2 separate regions of the Homo sapiens genome follow, and region 1 is linked to region 2. Evidence: chromatin loops called from intact Hi-C (ENCODE). Cell type or tissue: mammary epithelial cell. All regions are shown on one strand. Region 1 overlaps VAV2 (vav guanine nucleotide exchange factor 2). Region 2 overlaps VAV2 (vav guanine nucleotide exchange factor 2).

Region 1 (8,000 bases), 150 kb after region 2:
TTTCCGTAGCATCGCACGTGTCTCACTGCGTCCCAGTGTGGCCAGTGCAGACACGGCAGGGTGGGAGCCATGTGTTGTGAAGCCCCCCCCTCTGCACACACCTGGTGCATGGACTGGTTCCGGGAGCCTGGCTAGAGAAGGGCCAAACGTCTGGGCCTGAGTTCTGGGCTTAGGTCTCCCCTCTCTGTGGGCGGGGGTACAGGTGGGTGGGTTCAGGCTTTCCTCGGGGAGGGCTCTCCCATCGCCCTGTCGCCCTCCCAGGAGTGCACACTGAAGGTCCAGGATGGAAAATTTAAGCTGCAAGACCTGCTGGTGGTCCCCATGCAGAGGGTGCTCAAATACCACCTGCTCTTGAAGGTGAGGCTCTGGGCCCCGGGTGCCTGCGGGGTCATCACTGCTGGAGTCAGATGAGGGCTGGCAGCTTCCAGGGGGTATAGGTTGCAGCCCACAGACAGATTAAGTTGAATATAGACAAGTCAGTTCATGCTTAGCTCATAATCACCGCTCAATGCATGTGATGGCCGATTATCACAGTAAATACACAGAGGAAAATGATGAGTCCAATCACTAAAGAGGTCAGAAAACTGAAAGAGACAGAAAAGCGTCCTCACACCAGGAATAAGAAAGCTACTGTGGTTGGTCTCTGAGCTTCCTGGTGGCCATGGCAGAAATGGACATGGAAGGGCTTCAGGAAAGCCAGACCTGGGAGGGAAGGCGGTGGTTTCTGCCCGGCACCTTGCGAGGCCCTTTTCCCGTGGAATGCTGGCACAGCGCCTTGCTTTTTGCTGCCTTCATGGCCCTTCTCACGGTCACTCCCTTCCCTTATCCACAAGGTTTGGGAGCGCCCCTGCCAAGAAGTGGGGTATCCCCTGTGGAGGAGTCACTCTCTGTCCTTTGGTGTCGGGCAGCCAAACCCAGCCTGGCTGGCGGGTGGGGGTGGCTTTCTTCTGAGGACTTGGTTCTGTGCACACCTCCTGCCCCAGGTAGGGGCCAGGGCAGAGGCCAGAACCCCCGAGTGGTAACACATGACACTCTTCTCACCCTTCCAGGAGCTTCTGAGCCATTCTGCGGAACGGCCTGAGAGGCAGCAGCTCAAAGAAGCACTGGAAGCCATGCAGGTGTGTGGGTAAACTGAGGCAGGGGAGAAGCCACCGTCTGGCTTAGCCCGTGTTCTTGGACTGGAATTGGGCTCATTAACGAGCCTCAGTTTTGACTGTGGACAGTTTCCTGGGACAGCAGGAGTTGGGGCAGGGCAGGGCAGGGCAGTGGGTGAGACCCACAGGAGGTAGAGGTGACGGGTGGAGGGCACTGCAGGTCAGGTGCCCCCTCAGGTGTCCCGAGTCCTAACCTCACCTGTCCAACAAGACCTCCCTTGAGCCTCCCCTCCCCCTGCTTTTCCCCCAGGCATTGGCCTCCATTCTGGGCTTTCTGGCCCAGTGCTTCTCACTCCCAGCACTGAGGCTTCTGCTTCTAAAATGCCACCTCCGGTGCCATCTCTCAGCTACCTGCCTGGGGAGCTCCTTCGCTCCTGGCTGTTTCGAGGGCCCCCAGCCAGCCATGCCTCCCTCTCTCCCCTTGTCCGGGTGAGCTCAGCTCATGCCACTCCCTTGCTCAGAAACCTTCCGTGGCTCCCTCTGCCCATGAAGCAGGCATGGGCTCCTCACTCTGGCACTCCCGGCCTTCTGCAGGATACTTGCCCCTGATGTCGCAGCTGTGTTCAGCACAGTTCCAGGCAGGTTTGATCCCTCCCAGGCTCCTGCACGTGCCCTGCACTTCCCCGGCTCCGGGTGTTGGCTCAGGTGCACCCTCCTCCTCGTCACCTGGCCACGTCCTGCTCATCCTGCCTTCACTGTGGACAGAACGTTTTCCAGGGAGGATCGCCCCCCACTGGGTTCTGTCCTCAGGGAACTGGCTTCCTCGTGGGTGGCACTCTTCCTCCTGGACACACTTGTTCGTGCCATCTCCTTCCCAGCCAGGCATGTGTCAGCCATAGTCACCTGTGTCCCCAGGCCAGGCACAGCACCTGGCATGTGGTAGGTCCCCTCCAGCTGCATCTGGGTGGAGGGATGACGACCCCCCCCACATCTCCCTCGTCGGGAGCACAGGACACCTCTGCCAGCCCCCCTCAGGGCTGCAGTCCTGCCCTCTGACACCTGGCCCCTGCCCTCTGGGCAGCCCCCCTGGGCTTTGGGCCCCCTTTTCCTTTCCCAGGTACCTCATTTAAGGAGCTCCCTCTGGGTGGGGGAGGGGCTGTAATCTGTCTCTGTCTATAGCTGCTGTTGGGCTGGGACGGGAGTGGGGCCAGTGCTTGGCCGCCGGTGCTAAGAGGTTCTCTGAGCAGGGCTTGTGCTCGGGGAGAAATTTACTCCAAATCCTGTGGGCACTCGTGTGTGGGCACGGGAGGTGGTCCCAGAGACCTTCAGATTCCCGCTCGGCTGCACTGGGCAGCGAGCACCCTGAGGAATGCTCCAGGAAAGCCTCCTGCCATGACGGGCTGACAGAACTTTCTCGGTGTCAGCTCTGCAGCCCCCAAGCCGCCCCTCTCCAACACCTGCTCTGGCCTGTCTGCTGTGAGCCACGGTGTGTGAGCCAGCGTGGATGCGTCCTCGGGGGCTCTGAGACAGTGACAGCAGGTGCAGTGGGCCGTGCACCCGGGCCCTGAGTGTGGTCTTGCGTTTCATACTCTCAGCACTCGGTGTCTGGCTGGCGAGTGGCTCTGAGCCCCTCGACGGGATGGTTTCCCAGGAGTGTAGCTCACGGTGCTGCACAAAGTACTCGGTGACTTGCGGGTGTGCGTCTGCCTTTCTGAGAGCCACCGAACCTCATCATGAAACTTCAGGGCTGGGGGGATTTTAGAAGTCTTTTGATCCATTCCCAATTTATATAGGAAGTCATTCATGCAGCCACTATGGGAGTCGTCGCTGTACCTGGGCTTGATTTCCCCTAGGGACTGAGGGCTCACTCCTTGTACGGCAGCGTCTTTGAGAATCAGCCCCCGTGCCGCTGTGGGCCTGAGGTTTGTCTCCAAGGGAATTGCGGTTTTAGGTCCAAGCTCCATGAGCTGACTGCAGTCCTGCCTCTGTATCAAAGTACAGACATTTCCCTCACCTGCTCATTCATTCGGGCAACTTCCATCTGTTCCTATTTCATGCCAGGCATTGGGCCAGGTGCACGCAGGGGCCGCGGTGGTCACAGTTGTAATGTTTCTGCCTTTGGGAGGGGGGTGGTCCTGAGCTCCAGACTTGCTACTGGGGTCCTTGTCTCTGGGAATTTATTCCTTATTTTAAAGGCAAGTGGACAACGACAAGAAAACGGAACACCCCTTTCAGACAGCGTGCTGCAGCCTCCCCAGGAAGTTCCCTCCTGCGGGGTGGGTGGGGAGCCAATGGTGAGGTCTTCTAGGAACGAGGAAGGGCGGGAGGGATGGGAACCTGCTGAAGACCTGGCTCTGGCTCTGGCTCTGGCCCTGGCTGGTCACTTGCATTTTGGGGAATTCCACCCGCTGCTCTCGGGGGGCAGGGCCAGGACCGCCCACGTGGCCGGCTCCCTTGGGTTCCGCTGTGGGCCAGGTCTGGACACTGCGTTTTCTGGACTGAAGTGGGCACTGCTCTCTGGTGGCCAGCACGAGGATTGCAGCACGGCAGGCAGGCGCCGGAGTGGGGGTGGCCAGACCCGTGGAGAGAGGGACTTCCTGACCCCTCATTCTGTCCAGGCTCCAAGGGGAGGCTGTGGCTTAGAGAGGCTGGGGAGGGGGAAGCTTCCCAAGAACAGGGACATAGGTCAGCCCAAGTCTAGGTGGCTCTTATGTGGCCTGATGTGGCTCCCACACACAGGGCTGCTTCCCTCTATTAGGATGTTTAAGAGGGACCACGTGATGGGGTAGAAAGAAGTGGCACCAGCCAGGAGTTTGGGGCTCTTGGCATCATCACTGACGAGGTGTGGCTCTCGGTCAGTGTGTTCCCTTTCCTGCCTCAGTTTCCTCATCTGTCATGCAGAGGTGATGTTTTTCAGCCCTCCTGTCTCGAGGGCGGCCTCCCCGGCAGGATGGAGGAAGAAGGTCCAGAAACGCCCGGTGCCTGGATGCTGGGTGGGGGGTGGGGGGGGGGGTCCCTTGGGGGCTGAGCTCCTGCATGTATGTGCGTGCATGCACACACACGCTCACACACACACACCCTGCACAGCACAGCTTGCTCACACACACAACCACACAGTCAGACACACCCCACCCGGCACAACCTGCTCACATACACACACACAATAACACACACCCAATCACACGCACCCCACTCAGCATAACCTGCTCACACAATCACACACACAATCACACACACCCTACCCAGTACAGCCCACTCAGACACACATGTTCTCACACAATCACTCATACACATACACACCACAGCACAGCCCGCTCACACACACACACACATGCACCCCACCCAGCACAGCTCACTCACACATACACACAATCACACACACATACCCCACCCAGCACAGCTCGCTCACATACCACACACCCCACCCAGTACAGCCCGCTTATACACACAGTCACACACACCCCAACCAGCACAACCAGCTCACACACACAGTCACACACACCCCACCCAGTACAGCCCGCTTACACACACACAGTCACACACACCCCACCCAGCACAACCCGCTCACACACACCCCACACAGTACAGCCCGCTCACACACACATGCTGTCTCACACACACACACCACAGCACAGTCCGCTCACACATGCTCACACACACACACCCCACCCAGCACAGCTCATTCACACACAGTCACACACCCCCCACCCAGCACAGCCCGCTCACATGCACACACACCCCACCCAGTACAGCCTGCTTACACACACAGTCACACACACCCCACCCAGCACAGCCCGCTCACCTCTGCCTCTTGTTTTCAAGGACTTGGCGATGTACATCAATGAAGTTAAACGGGACAAGGAGACCTTGAGGAAAATCAGCGAATTTCAGAGTTCTATAGAAAATTTGGTGAGTGAGACTGACTCTTCAGGCTAGGGAAGGTCGATGAGGACGTACCTATAAAGTCACGTTCACAGCCCCAGTATTGAGTGAGCTCCATGGGCAGCCACACCATGGCTGCCTGTTGAGAGGCTGGTGCCCGGCAACTTCTGAGTTTGATCTCAGACCCCCAGCATCCACGCTTCCTTGCCCACGACAGCCAACCCAAGTGCCCTGTGCACTGAAGACTGCCTGTGCTCGGGGGGAGGGGGACGGGGAGGGGAGGGGACAGGGGAGGGACTGTATTCATTGCCCAGCCCCCCTTCTCCCCCAAGCCTAGACAGAAGACCCCTTCAAGTCCAAGAGGAGAACTGTGTCTCCCAGGGGCAGGAGACGCCCCCTGGTTCGTGGACCCCTGGCCCACCCTCACCTTGACTCTCCCCTCCAGGGGCAATGGACAGGGTTTGGGCCCAGGCTCGGTGGGGCCGGCAGTCGCCTCTGCTCCTCGGACCCCATCAGGCAGGGCTGCCACCTCCTGGGGCTCCCCAGAGTCTGGCCCTGCAGAGGCCAGGCTTGGGCTACCGAGTCAGTCACCTCGTCCTGCCTGGGGAGAGGGGATGCGCCACCCCAGGAAGCAAACTCCCTGGTCTGTGCTGACCGGAGCCGACTTCCCGAGGATCTGCTGGTTCTAACCTGGGCTTCTCCACCTCAGCACTGCTGACGTCTGGGGCTGGATCATTCTTGGTTGTGGGACCTGCCCCTGTGCGTTACAGGATGTGGAGCAGTGTACCTGCCTGCCACCCACCAGACACCAGTAGCACCCCCACCCCCTCAAGTAATGCCAACCAGATATGCCTCTGGACATTACCAGAGGGTCCTTTGGGTGGCAAAATTACCCCTGGTGGTGAATCACAAACATTTTCACCCTGGTGATTTCACTGACATGAAGCTGGCAGGGGAAGGTCCCCGATGGCCAGGCCACACCCACCCGGTGCCAGCAGCACAAAGAGAATGCCCTCCGCGAACGTGGGGCACGGAAAAGCACCTGCGATACGTCGGCGATGAAAGAAAAAAAAAATAAGCTTCTGAAGGGCATTATGATACTGCCCCCTTCATCTTTCATTTTAGAAAGAAATTAAAATGTGTGGGTGCAGAGGAGGCCAAGGACGGCCGCACCCTGCACCATCAGCACCTGGCGGGTCCGTGCTGCCGTGAGCTCCTGCGCGAGGCGGTCACAAATGCGTACAGTGAGCAGGACGTGAGGAGAAAAGTTCGTTTTGTTTTGTTTTTTAAGTTTTTACATAGAAGTAATACTTGTTCATTAAACAGCAAGAACAGGCTGGGCGCGGTGGTCATGCCTGTAATCCCAGCACTCTGGGAGGCTGAGGTGGAAGGATCACTTGAGGTCAGGAGTTCGAGACCAACCTGGCAAATGTGGTAAAACCCTGTCTCTACTAAAAATACAAAAATTAGCCAGGCGTGCTGGCGGGTGCCTATAATCGCAGCTACTTGGGAGGCTGAGGCAGGAGAATCTCTTGAACCCGGGAGGCAGAGGTTGCAGTGAGCCACGATTGCGCCACTGCACTCCAGCCTGGGTGACGTAGTGAGACTATCTCAAAAACGACAACAACAAGAATAAAACAGCATGGCCAGCAGGCGTCGAGCATCCCCATGAGCCAGGCCCTGTACCCAGTCCTGGCTCTGAATCCCATTGCCACAGGGAAGGTGGTGAGAGCTGAGATCAGAGGCCTGGAGCAAGTTGACTGGGACTATGTGACACCAAAGCTGTCCTTGCAGCCTCTGGGGCTGAGACCTTGGAAGGAGACACTGAGCCTGTGCCTCGAGCACCTCCCAGGCAGGGCCCTGTTCGTGTCTTGAAGCATTTTCCTCCACCTTTTCCTGTCTGTGTGGACACTTTGAAAGCCACGCAGGGAACATGTCAAGAGAAGCTCTCTCTGAATCAGAAGAGTCACAGAGACAAAACCAGACAGACAACGAAAATGAACCTCAGCGAACCACACAGGGGTCTGAGTCGAAGCCTCACCCTTGGCAGGACCCCGGCCCCACCCGCCCTGCAGCAGATAGGCGCTGTTTGTTCTCTCCTGAACGTGGGGCTTGGGCTTCTGGCTTTTCCGACCGGGTCCCGCTTGGGGCTCCACACAGCGGCGGCCTCTGTGAACACAACCGGCACCGTCAATCGCCCTTTGTCCCCAGAGCTGAAGGGAGCCCCTTGGCAGGGCTGGCCAGGAAAGGGAGAGAAGCTGCCAGGCCCAGTCCCTTCCCGGTCTTCTGCACCCTCCCTCGTCCATCCTGAGCACCAGCTGGGAGCCACAGGGGCTGTTTCCCTTCGTCCCGCCTCTGCTGCCTGTGGGGAGTTCCCTTGGGTGCACGACAGTCTGCCCTGCCCGTGCGGTCAGGAGAACTGGGGCTGCTCCAGCCCCGGCTGACGGCCCCTCTCCTTCTTCCCAGCAAGTGAAACTGGAGGAATTTGGAAGACCAAAGATTGACGGGGAACTGAAAGTCCGGTCCATAGTCAACCACACCAAGCAGGACAGGTGAGCAGGGCGCGTGTTGTGGGCTGGGTGGCGTCCCGCCAGGGTCTGGCTCTCCCTCCCAGGGAGCCACTCCTAAGTGGCTCTGGAAGCCAGGCCTTCCTGTGGAAAGAGCTGCCTGGCGGTGGCTTTGTGTTGTTCAGTTTTAATTGCTTCCTTCCTTCTCGTCAGCGAGCGGGCGCCACAGCAGTGGGGCTTTTGTGCCTGTGGCGGGCACCAGGCTGGGCTGGGGCAGCCAAAGATGAGGGCCAGGCCCCTCACTGCCAATGCTCAGCCTCCAGGAACCCAAGACAGGCCCAGAGTGGTCGGATGGGCTCTTTGCCAAATGACTGCCGGAGAGTGTCCAGGCGCACGGTGGCCCAGGCTTGTCCAGGGCCCTCCTTGTGCACCTACTGTGTGCTGGGGCAGGGGTCACAGCAGATCTGGGTCCCACCCTCTTGAGGCTCCCAGTCCAGCGCGGGATCAACTGGGAGTA
Region 2 (8,000 bases):
TAGTGAGACTGAGAATGCTGGAAACCTTTACAGAATAGTGAAACGAGACACGCTGTTGTTGCAGCCCTTTCTGTCATTCCTGTGGACAAATGTAGCAGCCATGGCTCAAGCTGCTTGCTCTTGGTGGGGGGAGCTCCACTCCTGAGGGCACGCGGGCCGCCTGCCCTGCTGATCTGGCCTGCCCCTCTCTCTGCCAGTCGCCTGCCCCTGACCTGGGGGCAAGGCTGGCCCCCGAAGACCTTGATATGCACGAAGAAAACACCACCCCACTCCTCCAGATCACAGCAGGTAGAGCAGCTCCGCACCCCAGCTGGGCGAAGGGGGACACTCATGCGAGGCCATGCGCAAAGGCGGGTCAGGTTCATTACTCAGCCTGCTGGCCTGACGCCTTGGTCCTGGTGCGTGCGGAGCTGAGGAAATGGGCCCGAGCGAAGGAAGTTCAATTGTCCAGACAAAATCAACTCGTGACACTCCTCAATCAATCCCTGGCTGAGCTGTGCTTTCCCTGCCTGGAGCAGTGAATGAGCTGGAGTGGCCTCGGACATCTGCCTTGGGAGCCCCGCACTGCAGCCTCTCTTTAAGGGCTCAGTGCGGTCTGAGCATAGTGGCTCACACCTGTAATCCCAGCACTTTGGGAGGCCGAGGCAGGTGGATCACTTGAGGCCAGGAGTTTGAGACGAGCCTGGCCAACGTGGGGAAAGCCTGTCTCTACTAAAAATACAAAAATTAGCTCGTCATTGGTGGCACAGGCCTGTAGTCCCAGCTGCTCGGGAGGCTGAGGCGGGAGAATCGCTTGAACCTGGGAGGTGAAGGTTGCAGTGAGCCGAGATCACGCCACTGCACTCCAGCCTCGTTGATGCAGTGAGACTCTGTCTCACACACACACTCACAAAGGCCATAGCGCGGGGGCCCTGGTGATGGCCTGGGAAGCCTCTCAGTGTTCATGATGACTGTCAAGTTAGACCAGTTTGTTTTTTTTTTTTTGAGACGGAGTTTTGCTCTTGTTGCCCAGGCTGGAGTGCAATGGCATGATCTCGGCTCACTGCAACCTCCACCTCCCGAGTTCAATCGATTCTTCTGCCTCAGCCTCCTGAGTAGCTGGGATTACAGGCATGCGCCACCACGCCTGGCTAATTTTGTATTTTTAGTAGAGACGAGGTTTCACCATGTTGGTCAGGATAGTCTCAAACTCCTGACCTCAGGTGATCCACCCGCCTTGGCCTCCCAAAGGGCCAGGATTATAGGCGTCAGCCACCGCGCCCAACGACAGACCAGTTTTAAAGCAGATACGGGCCTCCCTGAGTCTCGGTCTCCTCATCTGTAAAATGGGTGATAAGGGACCACCCCCGCCCCCTGCTAGAGTGGTTATTGGATCTGACCAGCTAATGGGTCCCTGGTGGGGTGGTGTGTAGAGTTGTGCAGGTGACATTGATGTGTGCAGGAATAAGGGGTCGAGGCCAGACCCTACCTTTCACCTGCTTGCTTGTTTTCGGAAGAGATGCTTCTGGAAGCGAGGTTGCCACCTAAGCAGCAGTGGCTGTCCTTGGGGGCCCCTGACGTCTTGGAAGGCATCGTGGACTCTCTGCTGCTTGAGGAGAAAGCAGGGCCCTTTGAGAGGTGTCAGCAGTCAGAGGACACCTAAGAGTGCTTCCTAGACATTCATTCATTTGTTCATTCATTAATTCATTGGTTCATTTGTTCGTCTACCAGATACTGAGCCCGTGTGATGGGCTAGGCATTGTCCAGGGCATTTGGGACCCAGAGGGAGCAAACGGCGTCAGCTCCTGTCTCCGTGAGCACCTGGCCAGCCTGTCACCCAGGGTCACCTGTTTATCTACCTGATGGGCCCCAAATTTGATCCATTCCATCAAGCTGCATCTGTTGAATAGTAATCAAGCTATTTTAAGTGGTTTTTGGAATGAGCATGGCATAAATAAAACAGGAAATTAATTTGTTTTCCCATTTTTTTATTGATCAAAGACATCCTCAGCTGCCAGTCAGAGCTTCTGATCAGCACGACGCAGCATTGTGGCCCCAGGGAGTCAGCACCACTCCAGCTGGAAGCAGAGCAGCCAGGCGTGCAATCGGTCTCTGCTAAGCGCAGTGTTAGTGACACTTGTTGAAGTATTTCAAGAAAACGCACTATGTCTATCTATGTCTGTGGGTACTTCCTGGAGCCTTTGCCGCAGGGCGTGGAGGCTGCACATGGAGACCCCCAGCTTGCTCAGAAAGACCCAGAGGCTTGAAAAGAGAGTGCCTGTTCTCCTGAGGCCCAGAAGCTGTGGTGCCCTGTTGCTTTCAGGGCTGTGGTGCCCAGGTTCCCTTTTGCAGCAAGGAGCACATGGGGTGGGGGTCTTCACCTCCCAGTTGCTGGGCTGCTCTGGCCATGAGCAGAGAGCCTGAGGCCAGGCCCCAGAAGTCCCTTGTCGGCCTGTGTCCCTCCCCCAGTCCCTGGCAGCTGCCTTGAGGAGCTCTGCTGCGAACTAAAGGCCAGCGGGGTGGCGGGCTAACAGCTCCAGGGTGGGACCATGGTGATGAAGGGCCCAGGTTCTCGTGCACTGTGGCTGCTCCTCAGCTCCAGCTAACTGTGGCACCCCAACCCCCCTGCCAGCTCTCCCAGTGACCAATGTCTCAGGGGACTTCTGGACTTCCCCAGTGAGATGGCCTCAGTACAGTCTCTTTGAGTGAGAGTCCCAGCATCGTGGGAGTCAGAGGGCAGGGTTCTCCTTGCCCATTTTACAGATTGAGAAACTGAGGTACAGAGAAGCTGTGTGGCTGTTGAGTGGGAGCAGGCCTGGGTTGTCCCCACCTGGAGCACCTGCTGTGGGGTCTGCACTGGAATGTGGTTGTGTGCAAGAGGCCAGGGGGAGGTAGGACTGTGCAGGACAGGAGTCGGTGGTTCAGGGATGCCAGCCAGAGACCTGGGAGGAGCCCTGCCTGTTGGTGACGATCTACATGGATGGGGAAGGTTGGGCCAGGCGATCTGGAGACCCCAGCTTGGGGCTTTCCCTGCAGGACCCCACCCCCAGCTGAGTGCCACTCCTGGGACTGAGGACACCCGGGCCCCTGACCTTCCTGGTGGGGCAGCCAAAGGGACTTTCCCGGGCATGGGCCTGCCAGAGGCTGGGGGCATCCTGAGAGGAACCGGGCCTGGGTTCAGATCGCGGGTCACCTGCCTTCTGGGGCCTCCATTTCCACATCTGACGGAGCAAATGTGGATGTGAAAGTGCTAGTGGGCTGTGAAATGGCGCATGCGTGCTAGTTAGTTATTATGTGCCGATCAATCAGGTCAGCCCCCTCCTCTCTGGCCCCATTCCTAAGCCTTGGTTTCTGTGGGTGGGGCCTGCCCCTCAAGCCCAAAGGCCGGGCTCCTACACTCAGTGCCTCCCCATCTCCTCTGAACAGACTGAGTTTTTGTCAAAGTACTGTTGTCATTTTAAAAAAGAAAAAATAATGGGATTTCCCTGCCCAGAAACCCATAGACAGGATAGCTTAGAGGCCAGCAGTCTGGCCTTGGGGGTCAAACCATCCCAGATCCATTGTTAGCTCAGTTACATCCTTGCTAGTGACCTTGGGCAGGCCAGCTGACCTCCTGAAACCTCAGTTTCCTCATCTGTAAATTAGGAATTGCTGCAGTGACTCAAGGGAGCTCTTAGCCCAGTGCCTGGCCTTCTGGAAAACCTGGCGGCCGTGGAGCGCCTATAATCACTGTGAGTCAGCGCACCGAGACGCGTAGCCAGTCTTGGCCGGAAGGGCCTGGAGCTCTGTGCCAGAGCCTCACTGTGCACATGAGGAGACTTGCCCGAGCTCTCCTGGGAGGAGGGAGCAGCGAGGGTCACCTCCCATAAAGGTCAGCCCGGCCCCACGCTCCTCCTGCATGGTCCAGCTGGGGCCCAGGAGTCAGCCCCTGAGACAGTGTGGCACCTGCCTTGACGACGCAGGCCTTGTGCTGCCGTCCTTGGCGAGACAGGACTTTCTTGCATCCCCTTAGGCGGGGGCCTGCTGCCCTTTTGCATCCCGGCCACTCCATTTGCCCCTGAATCCTGGGCCTACCCATGAGCTCACTGCTTGGAGCTTGGTTGTCTGTCTGTGCAGTGGGCCAGTGCACACCTCACAGGCTCTGCAGGTGGTGAGTGAGTTGGCTGTTGTGCACGTCAGCATCCTCCCTGCCTGTGGTCATTGTCAGGCTCTGCTATTACTCCATCACCATTGCCCAGGGGTCGATGGCCAAGCCACCTGTGTTCAAACTGCAGCTCCCCAGCTGAGGCCTGCTGGCTATGTGACTCAGGCAAGTGGATTTGCCTCCCCCGGCTTAGTTTCCCCTTTTGTACCCCTCTCAGGTCATGCCGGCTAGATGCCAGCTCTGGAGGGCGAGGCAGGCCTGTCCTGTTTCCCACTCCAGCACTGCCGGTGACCCGTTGCCAGTAAGGGGCAGTGGAAGGGCCCACATAGGCTGAAGGGCGCCCCTGCTCTCGGTGGGCTGCCGTGGGTTCTGCAGGGCAGAGAGGCCTGTCCCTGCCATTGTGTCCCCATCACAATAGATTGTTTCAGAGACCCTAAAGAGACGTGACTGTCCTGTGAGCATGTGAGCTTGGCCGGTGAAGCTTGCCATCCAGGATGCCCTCGGGCCTCACCTGTGGCTCAGACCTGGGCTCCTGGCTCTGGGGTCTTGGCTCTCCGGCCCTGCGCCGCCTCTCCTGTCTGTGACACCCCGCCCTGGCGCCTTGCAAGAGCTGAAGGACAGTGCAGCTGAACCTGGGGAGGTGGGCGACTGGGCATGGAGCCTGTGTCACCACACTAATCCGATTTCAGCCTGATTAGATCTGCGGCTGCCGATGAATGGGCCGGAGAGAAAGGGGCTGACGTTTCCAGGGCACACTACACGCTGCCTCTCATTGCAGCGCCAGAGCCTGGACAAGGGATTCTTGGGGCCCAGGGGCGGGAGCCCTCCCTGCAGTCTGGGGCTGTGGGGAGCAGGAGGTGGGGTAGCCCATGCCCCCTCAGAGTGCCCTAAACAAACACAGTGGGGACCCCATAGCCGCCAGCCTGGGGGAGAGGGCACTCAGCCCTGGGACCCTTGTCACAGGGCTTGTTTTCTGGGGACAGACCCTTGCTGTGGCCACTCAGCTGGACTTAAAGTCCAGGATGCTGGGGGAAGCAGTGGCTGCCTTTGTGGGGGGTCCCGAAGGCCAGGTTGGATCAATGAGAGAGAAGAATGCCGCTTGCTCCTGCAGCCACAGGTGACAGCTGAAGCCAGCCTTCATAGCTTGGGCGTGGACAGGGGACTTTTCACCTGGCGCTGACCACCATCTGGGCCTCCCTTTGCCACTGTCCCTCGGCCTGTGTCCTCAGTGGGCCCCTGTGGCCATGATGCACCTGCAGCAACCTCAGCCTTGGGTCCGGTCCCTGCCAACCGTCAGGGTCTCTGTCTAGAACCTGGACCTTGAGGCTCTGATTGGCTCCAGAGCGACCACAGACCTTGCAAACCAGGCCACTGAGGAAAGGGGTACAGGGATGGCAGGAGGGACCTGGTGCCTGCCCACACGCCCGTCCTCTCAGAGGGCCTTTGCCCTGGCCGATGTCGACATGGCTTCATTCTTGGCGCTGCCGCCCTCTGGTCAGGTGCCCACGTCCTTAACTCTCTGTGCCTCAGTTTCCCTTTGTGGAAAATGGGATGAACTGTAGAAAGCACAGGAAATGCTCCCTGAAGGGAGGCCGGGCCGTGTGTGGCCTCCCTCGAGGTGGAGCCTGACGTGGCCCCCAGGCTTTGTCCCGGTCTCTGCCATCCCCGTCCGTGCAGTCCCTGTCCCTGCCATCTGCATCAGCCTGTGTGGCTCAGTTTTGCAGAGACCACCCTGGGTTGGGCCCAGAGCTGCACCAGGAGGACTTCTTAAAGGTTAGGGTGGCCAGAGTGGCCACGGGTGGGGCCGGGCCAGGCACAGCAGTTGCTGGGCCCATGGGAAAGGGGTGCGCTGGGCCCATCCTGTGCCCGAAAGGAAGCCTGGGCCTGGCCGGCTGTGATTATGGTTGGGATCTGTGTAATTAACTCTAAACTTGGGAGGCTGAGGAAGAATGAAAATAAATGCTTAGTGGAAATTACAGACAAGCCATATTCAAAAAATAGTCACGCCAGGCTGGAAGCTGCAGCACATGCAGCCGCGCAGATGAGCGAGAGGGCGTAGCCCCTGCCCCGGCTCAGGCCTGCTCCCAGCTCCAGTGTCTGGGGCTGTCCTAACCAAGCACCATCGACCGTGGTGGCTTTAAGCAGCAGAACCTTATTGTTCCCAGGGCTGCAGGCCAGCAGCCTGAATCAATTGTGTGTGGCAGCAACAGCTCCTTCGTGGGGCCACGGAGGAGAGCCCGTCCCACGCCCTCTCCCGCTTCTGGCAACGGTGGCCACCCTTGGAGTGGCTGGCCCACAGCTGTGTCACTCCCAGTTGCTAAGGAAAGGGGCCCATCTCACATGCACTCCTCGTGGGTCTGTGTCTCCATGTCTCTCTGTGTCTCTTCTAATTAATCTTTGTATTGTGGTAAAATACACATAACGTAAAACTCAGTGTCTTCTCCGGTTTTCCTCTAGAGCACCGTCCAGTAGGGTCAAGCACATTCACTTTGTTGGCAAGCACCATCACCACCATCCACAGAACTCTCTGGTCTTCCCAAGCAAGAGCTCTGTTCCCCACGAAACCACCCCATCGCTCAGCCCTTCGAGGGCGCCCACTATTCTCCTTTCTCTCTGTGGATCTGACGACTCCAGGGGCCTCATGAAAGTGGAATCACGGCCTGGCGTGGTGGCTCACGCCTGTAATCCCAGCACTTTGGGAGGCTGAGGCAGGCAGATCACCTGAGGTCAAGAGTTGGAGACCAGCCTGACCAACGTGGAGAAACCCCGTCTCTACTAAAAATACAAAAATTAGCTGGGCATGGTGGTGCGTGCCTGTAATCCCAGCTACTCGGGAGGCTCAGGCAGGAGAATTCGCTTGAACCTGGGAGGCAGAGGTTGTGGTGAGCCGAGATCACACCATTACACTCCAGCCTGGGAAACAAGGGCGAAATTCCGTCCCCCCCCCCCCCCAAAAAAAAGTGGACTCACACAGGATTTGTCCTTTCATGTCTGTATTCTTCAGAATTAACAGGTCGTGAAAAACAAAGATCATGGAGTGTTTTAGACTCACATTGTCTAAGCTAGCAGTTACTAGCCACATGTAGCTTTAAAATTTAACTTAAAATTAGCAATCTAGGTTTTCAGTAGCCACCTTTTTTTTTTCTTTTTTTTGAGACGGAGTCTCGCTCTGTCACCCAGGCTGGAGTGCAGTGGTGCGATCTCGGCTCACTGCAACCTCCGCTTCCTGAGTTCAAATGATTCTCTTGCCGCAGCCTCCCGAGTAGCTGGGACTACAGGTGTGCGCCACCACGCCCGGCTAATTTTTGTATTTTTAGTAGAGACAGGGTTTTACCATGTTGGCCAGGCTGGTCTTGAACTCCTGACCTCTAGTGATCTACCCGCCTCGGCCTCCTAAAGTGCTGGGATTACAGGCGTGAGCTGCTGCGCCCAGCCGGACTAGCCACATTTGAGTGTTTGGTGGGCACAGGTGTCTAGTGGCTGCCCTATTGGACGGTAGATGGATAGAACGTTCCTGTCATTCCAGAAAGTTCTGTTGGAGGACTGTACCAGATTAATGGAGACTGAAGAGGCATGGCAGCAGAAACTGTGTGTGATCCCATATTGGAACCTGGGCCAGTTTTTTTTTTTTTTTCTTTTAGCTATAAGGACATTTTGGTTGTCCTTTATATATTAGGGAAATGCAAGTAAGGTCTATAGATAAGATAACCGTGTGGTGTCCATGTTAATTTCCTGGTTTTGCTGTAGGTACTGTGATTATGGAAGAGGATGTCCTTGTTCTTAGGAATTACACACTCAGGTATTTAGGGATAAAGGAGTGTCATTACTGTAGTTAATCTCGAGTGTTCAGAAACACACACACACACACACACACACA

Evidence for each region. Peaks named below come from ENCODE experiments on the same cell type or tissue, not always from the same donor. Only the 100,000 strongest peaks of a DNase experiment are listed, where the experiment ranks them.
Region 1: a loop joins it to region 2, with 4 times the contacts of the local background. A loop is called at or near these places in 4 of 110 quality-filtered maps.

Annotation. Positions count from the first base shown.
Region 1 is chr9:133,788,786-133,796,785 of GRCh38, reverse strand. VAV2 (vav guanine nucleotide exchange factor 2) reads left to right here. Exons shown (of 30, transcript NM_001134398.2): 11 at 262-357; 12 at 1,050-1,118; 13 at 4,917-5,003; 14 at 7,443-7,528. Among named protein-coding and RNA genes, the nearest start is that of SARDH, 54 kb to the right of the region's middle. RefSeq lists an enhancer at 3,718-3,767. In mammary epithelial cell, a CTCF peak has its summit at 3,612 (motif pointing left); a DNase peak (open chromatin) is centred at 3,535.
Region 2 is chr9:133,940,684-133,948,683 of GRCh38, reverse strand. All of the region lies in intron 1 of VAV2 (vav guanine nucleotide exchange factor 2), which reads left to right. Among named protein-coding and RNA genes, the nearest start is that of VAV2, 48 kb to the left of the region's middle. RefSeq lists enhancers at 1-293, 2,635-2,744, 3,405-3,454, 3,494-4,347. In mammary epithelial cell, a CTCF peak has its summit at 3,701; DNase peaks (open chromatin) are centred at 3,733 and 4,153; H3K27ac peaks cover 1,752 bases.